2 separate regions of the Homo sapiens genome follow, and region 1 is linked to region 2. Evidence: read pairs that join two places in POLR2A ChIA-PET (ENCODE). Cell type or tissue: CD4-positive, alpha-beta T cell. All regions are shown on one strand. Each heading gives the region's core, and the rest is flanking DNA. Links, peaks and the distances in the headings are about the cores only. Region 1 holds the start of LOC124904494 (a long non-coding RNA gene). Region 2 holds the start of FCMR (Fc mu receptor).

The links. Peaks named below come from ENCODE experiments on the same cell type or tissue, not always from the same donor. Only the 100,000 strongest peaks of a DNase experiment are listed, where the experiment ranks them.
Region 1: POLR2A ChIA-PET joins it to region 2 with 11 read pairs; 7 of 35 experiments call an interaction of 5 or more read pairs at or near these places.

Annotation. Positions count from the first base shown.
Region 1 is chr1:206,555,648-206,558,553 of GRCh38, forward strand. All of the region lies in intron 2 of RASSF5 (Ras association domain family member 5), which reads left to right. It overlaps LOC124904494 (a long non-coding RNA gene), which reads left to right and starts at 2,721. Exons shown (of 2, transcript XR_007066831.1): 1 at 2,721-2,906. RefSeq lists silencers at 1,384-1,453, 1,474-1,813 and enhancers at 1,838-2,338, 1,964-2,213. In CD4-positive, alpha-beta T cell, for the core only: no CTCF peak of the experiment used is centred there; DNase peaks (open chromatin) are centred at 654, 1,574 and 2,604; H3K4me3 peaks cover 2,500 bases; H3K27ac peaks cover 1,864 bases.
Region 2 is chr1:206,920,803-206,923,658 of GRCh38, forward strand. It overlaps FCMR (Fc mu receptor), which reads right to left and starts at 1,139. Exons shown (of 8, transcript NM_005449.5): 1 at 1,016-1,139. The coding sequence starts at 1,052. RefSeq lists enhancers at 1,040-1,169, 1,710-1,919, 2,580-2,659. In CD4-positive, alpha-beta T cell, for the core only: no CTCF peak of the experiment used is centred there; DNase peaks (open chromatin) are centred at 1,249 and 2,469; H3K4me3 peaks cover 2,500 bases; H3K27ac peaks cover 2,500 bases.

The DNA.
Region 1 (2,906 bases), core at 230-2,729, 360 kb before region 2:
CCTCCTCTTATCTGCCTGCCAGAGAAGACAGCTACTGGTATTGACAGTTCTCCTGCACCGAGGGCGGCCAGCCGGCTGGGGTGCTGACTCTCAGCTCTCTTGTTTTTGTGCCTGCCAGGCACTCGCAGGCTTCTGGGAAGAAGACTGTGTGGGAGGATGAAGCCAAATTGGGCTGCAGTTTGAAACCTTCCCGAGCACTGACGGATTTGGCTTAGGTGGGAGAGGGAGAGGGTTTCTCATGAAGGTAGCCAGAGCTTAAGATGGAGTTGGCAGCTTGGTGTCCGGGGGGCTGAGTCTAGTCCTCCACCCAGCTTATGTTTCCCCAGGACTGGATTGTTTCAGAACTGTAGGAAAAGCTACACAGATTTGGAGAGAGACCTGATAACCCCTCTCAGCCACAGTCCAGGGCCCTCCGGGGTCCATGAGCCATCAGACTCCATGAACATGGTAGCAAAGCCAGGCCTCTGAAGGCAGTTTCCCTGCCGGGACTCCAGCCCCCACTGTATTTAAAGATGGCAAAGTGCCCACCCAAATAGCCTCATCATTGCTGAGGGTCTGTACATGACAGTGACTGGGGCGTAGGCAGCTGCACACACCAGGGCTGAGTCCCAGCACACGTGTTCTACCTGTGTGACTCCGAGCCTTACTTTTCTCATCTGTACACAGTCTCTGTCTCAAGGCTATTGGAATGAGTCAATGATAGAGTGCACGTAAATCACTTGCACAGAGAGTTGTTCAAACAATGGTAGCTAGAACTGCTATTGATCTATTGTGGGGTAATTGTCTTAACTGCTTTGAAGGATTCAGCCCTATGTGTTCCTTTGTCCAGTCAGATGGGAAAATATAAATGAGCCCTTCTCAATGTTAGGAATGACAAGATCAGGCCAAGACCCCTCTTTCTCAGACTATCCGGAAGATACACAGATGACCTGGACAGTGTCTGCAGGCTCCTGTGTATCCTGAGGCTTCCTGAGGGCCAAGTTCTATGGGTGGGAAGGCAGCTTGCTCTCTAGGTTGCCATAACTCTGCATCTGATTTGCATGTGTTTGTGGTGACCCTGCAGTTTCTTCTGGCATTTCCAACTTAAAATATTGCTGTTTCCCCAGGCAGGGCAGATATTGATTTTTTTCTTCTCTAACCATTCCGATTGACCCGGCTCCCCCACCCAGCGAATGGGGGAGGGAGGGGGTGGGGGTGAGGAAGTGGATGGGGGAGAAGGGAGGAGGGATGGTGTTGCCCTTATAGCTAGCACCTTTTACTCCGTGGAACCTGAGTCACCGGGGCTGATGAGAATGGGCTCTTTCCAGAAGCAAGTGCATGATGAAGAAAGAACAGAGGGAATGTTCCCCCTCGGGTCCATCCTGGTCCCTTCTTTCCCTGCATCCCTTATATGACCTGCAGTTCCCTGAGTCCACTTGCCACCGGGGGCGGGTGGCACCCAGGCGGCGGGGAGGCGGGGGAGGGGCGCAGTGACAGCCGAGCCGGCTTTGAGGAACCTTGCAGAGGAAGTGGCTTCAGAACTGCTTTACGCGAGGGGCAGGAAAGGCGCGGGAGGCGGGGGAGGTGCGGAGATGGCGCTCTGCACGGCGGCGGAGGGAGGGCGCTGGCGCCGGGGACACGAAACCGCAGAGCCCGGACGAGTCAGGGAGTGAGGCGCGAGCCGGGCGCCCGGGGCTCTGCAGGCGCAGGCGGCGCGGGGACAGGAGCAGGTTACCGGGCCGCCCGAGCGCTCGCACCCCGCTGAAAGAAACGCAGGCGGCCCGCCGGCTCTGCCTGGTCCGCTACCCGACCAGCTCCCGGCTCGGGGCTCAGAGCTAGGGGCTTACGCCAAGCGGAGCCCGGGGAGGGGTGCCCACCTCCCTCCGCCGCATCCCAAGCCCGGCCCCCTTGATGCGCTGGCGGCCTCGGCCGGGAACTCCGGGGTAGATGACCGTGGACAGCAGCATGAGCAGTGGGTACTGCAGCCTGGACGAGGAACTGGAAGACTGCTTCTTCACTGCTAAGACTACCTTTTTCAGAAATGCGCAGAGCAAACATCTTTCAAAGGTAAACATAATAATGGAATGCAGGAGCCTTTCGTGGGGGGAAATAACCTCTGTGGTCAATCTAGAAGGGAAACCTTGCTCCCAGCAAAGGGACAAAGCCACATGTCAGGAAAGTGGCCAGGCAGTTGCCCTGAGGGCTGAGCATCGTATCTGGAGCCCTTCAGGGACCTGCACTATTCAGTTGGTCAGCCCTCCTCACAGCGGTTCCATCCACAGATCTCTTCAAAATGGCTCTCCAGAATGTGGGGGCTGCCCCTGGCTGGTAGATTGGCTGCAGGTTCACCTGTGCCTGAGTGCACGGTCTCATAACCGCACCCCCTCCCCAAATCCTAGCTTAGAAGTTCTAGGTGGAAACTGAATGCCACCCAATCCCACAATAAGATAAACATTCATCAGTTGATAAACATTCATAAACACACATTCATCGGTTGGGACTTCCGTATTTGAAGTGGCCAGAAACCACCTTAAGTCGTAATCCAGCAACTTTGCAGAAGTCCAGGGTGTTTTTAGAAGCAGACGAAAACTTCTGGCCTAGGCTGCTGTCATGCTACCACTTTAACTTCCTGGGTCGGTTTGGGTAACCTGAAGGGGCTTGCGTGTGTTTCCTGATGGCATGACTTGTATTTCCTAAAGGTGTCCGCCTCTAGACACCCAGCAAGCCTGGGTGCCCTGGCCACTCTCCTAGTTGGCTGCAGGCCTCGTGTCTGTCAGTATCTTGGTGGGAGTGGAGGTAAAGCTGAGTTTGTTTATTTGTTTTGCTACTTAGATGAGAGGGCTCCAAGCCAGGTCCTTAGAGAGGTTACCTAGAAGGGGCTGGTTTATAGACAGAAGTGAGCTGTTATATTTCGCAGGTGTGTGGCA
Region 2 (2,856 bases), core at 1-2,500:
CCATTTCCTCTGTTACCTTCCTAGTATCAATTGCTGCTGCTTCTTATCCCAGTAGACATGGATCTAGAAACTGCAATGATTTGGCCATTGACTGGATCAAGGTCTGAATGAGGATACATGGGAAGAGGTGGTAATTAGCCATTCTGGCATTTTGTGGCTGATGATCAGCGATACTTCAGACAGGTGAAATAGCTGGTTTGGATGGTGATCAATGAAGAATTGAGGTAAGGTTAGGCAGTTTACATTTCAAATCTTGGTGGAATATTGAAGCAGAGGTTGCCCAGGAGACAGTTGTAAGTTGAGATATGGAATTCAGGAAATAGATTAGAGCTACTGAATGGATTACGGAATTTTCATTTAGGGTTGAAAGTTGGAAATTCGGGACTGAAAAAGATCTATAGAAAGAGTGTAGAGGTAAGAAGAAAGAAGTACGGAGACACTTGCTTTAAGATCCCATATTAATAGGCTAATATGTTTAGGAGAGATGACACCTTCAGCTCTTAAGAGTTAACACCTGGCTGGGCACAGTGGCTCACACCTGTAATCCCAGCGCTTTGTGAAGCTGAGCCAGGAGGATCACTTAAGGCCACAAGTTCAAGACCATCCTGGGCAACACAGCAAGACTCCATCTCTACAAAAAAATTAAAAATTAGCTGGGCATGGTGGCATGCACTTGTAGTCCTAGCTACTAGAGAGTCTGGGGTGGTAGGATCACTCGAACCCAGGAGTACAAGACTGCAGTGAGCCATGATCACACCACTGCACTCCAGCCTGGGTGATAGAGTTAACACCTGACTGAAACAGGAGAGTGTCTGGAGTGGAGAAAGGAGCATTACCATGGAGTGAGGAAGGCATCCAACACCTCACATGGCCTCCATTCTTGTCCTGCCCTAGGTGTTGGTTCACAACTGAATCCATCCAGAAACATCAGAGCTAGAGCTACCAGGCAATTATTCTACTTGTGGCCAATTCAAGCCTCATTCAGAGGTCTGAAGTGTTTCCCCACGGTACTTACCTGGCAGGAAGTAAAGTGGCCAAAGCCAGAAGTCCATTGTCCCTTCTAGAGTGCAAGGTCCATCCAAGAGCCCCTAGAGAGGGGGATGGAGACACGCTGCTTACTCAGGAACCCTTCACAATCTGGAACTGGAAAGAGATTTCTAGCCCCCACGAGGAACAAAGCTTGACGATGAGGAAATGACAACCTCCCTTGTTTGCTAACTATTCTCAGGCTAAAAAGAGAGTGCTGACAAACCACAGCGGAAGTCAGGAGCTGAGAAAACATGTTGTGTGGAGTAAGAAAGGGTCACCCTGTTCAAAAGGCATCTAAGAAGTTCCTCCAGACTATTAGCAGTGACCAGGCCTGATATTCCTTTGTCTTGGTGCTTTTTCTTAGCAGGGCCTCCCGTGCTTTATGTATACTCATTGGCTTCCGTGCTGGGGTCATTTGCTTTCATTCTGCCTTCAGGATAAAAGAGCCTTATCACCAATTTTCCCTGCCTGAGAAAGGCTGTATGGGCAGACGCTTGGGCCTGAAGTCAGAAGATGCTGACTGTAGTCCTTACCAGTCACCAGTTAACTCACCTTTACAATAGTTTTTGAGCACCTTCTATGTGGGGGTACTAACTAAGGACTTTGAGCAATCCATTACTTTTCTCTGAGCCTGAATTTCTTCATCTAGGAAATAAACGAAGCTGGGACTAGATGATCCCTGCCATTCCCTCCTGCAGAACACAGTTCCTGAGGACTTCACATAGCTCCCCAGCACCTCAGCCAACCTTCACCCTTAATCTCCCCAAAGTGTCCCCACAAGGTGCTGCCCTGTGGCAAGGGCTCAGGCCTCTGTCCAGTGACCACCAAGGCAATGCCAGAACTGGGGTGTGACAGGTCATGCAGCCACTTTGCCTGAAGTCACAGCACCCTGGTAGAGCTCTCCTTCAGGACCCCAAGGGCCCAAGGGTAAGGCCCATGACTGATGGAGAGAGATGCTGAGGCCACAGGGCATCTTGGGAAGAGTTTTGGATGCAAGTCAGAAGACCTCAGGTCTTGTACTGGCTTGGCACTTTCTAGCTTTGGGCAAATTTCCCTGGGCCTCGGTTTTTTCCTTGATAAAGTAGGGATTGCCCCTACCCTGCCCACCTCACATGGCTTTTCTGAGGCCCAGCAGAACTCACAGGCATGGAAGTGCTTTAAGAAGCCTTCACTGTGAGCTGCGCAGGGGTATTACTTATGAGGGCATTCTCAGGGCTCTGTTCCTGGAAGTTTCATCCCTGGAGGTCAGTTCTCAGGGCCCCAACCCCAGGTGAAAGGACCTCTTGTGCCCCTGGAGGATCCGGGCTATACTCACACTGTTTCTGGGGGGATGTGCCTGACAGACCCGGGCTCCACAGTGGTTGTGTCAGCCACTCCCTGCTCGCCCCCACACAGCAGATTTGTCACATGTTCTCTAAAACAACAACATCCGTGGTGGAAGTTGAATGTGAGGCTCAGAGCAGGTGCAGAGGAAGTGTGTGGGGGGGTGGGCAGCCTGCCCTGCCCCATCCCTATCTGAATCTCCCCTGGCCCGGAGCAGCTGTGGTTGTGATGTCCTCCAGCCCTGAAATGGGCCAAGATGGCAGAGGGCAGCCTCGGGCCTCTCCTTAGTGCCAGAGCTCCCAGCTGGGATTAGCCCCACCCTTCCCTACTTAGCGGGCTCTTCCCAATGCCCCAGAGCTGTCACACAGCTGGGCTCCACCATGCACTGGGCTTGAGGCCTGGGGCTGTCTTGGAGAGACAGAGAAGGGGAATATGAGTGAATGAACGTGATGTGTGTGGGGGCAAGAGTGTGTGAGTATGAATATATGTATGAATGAATGTGTG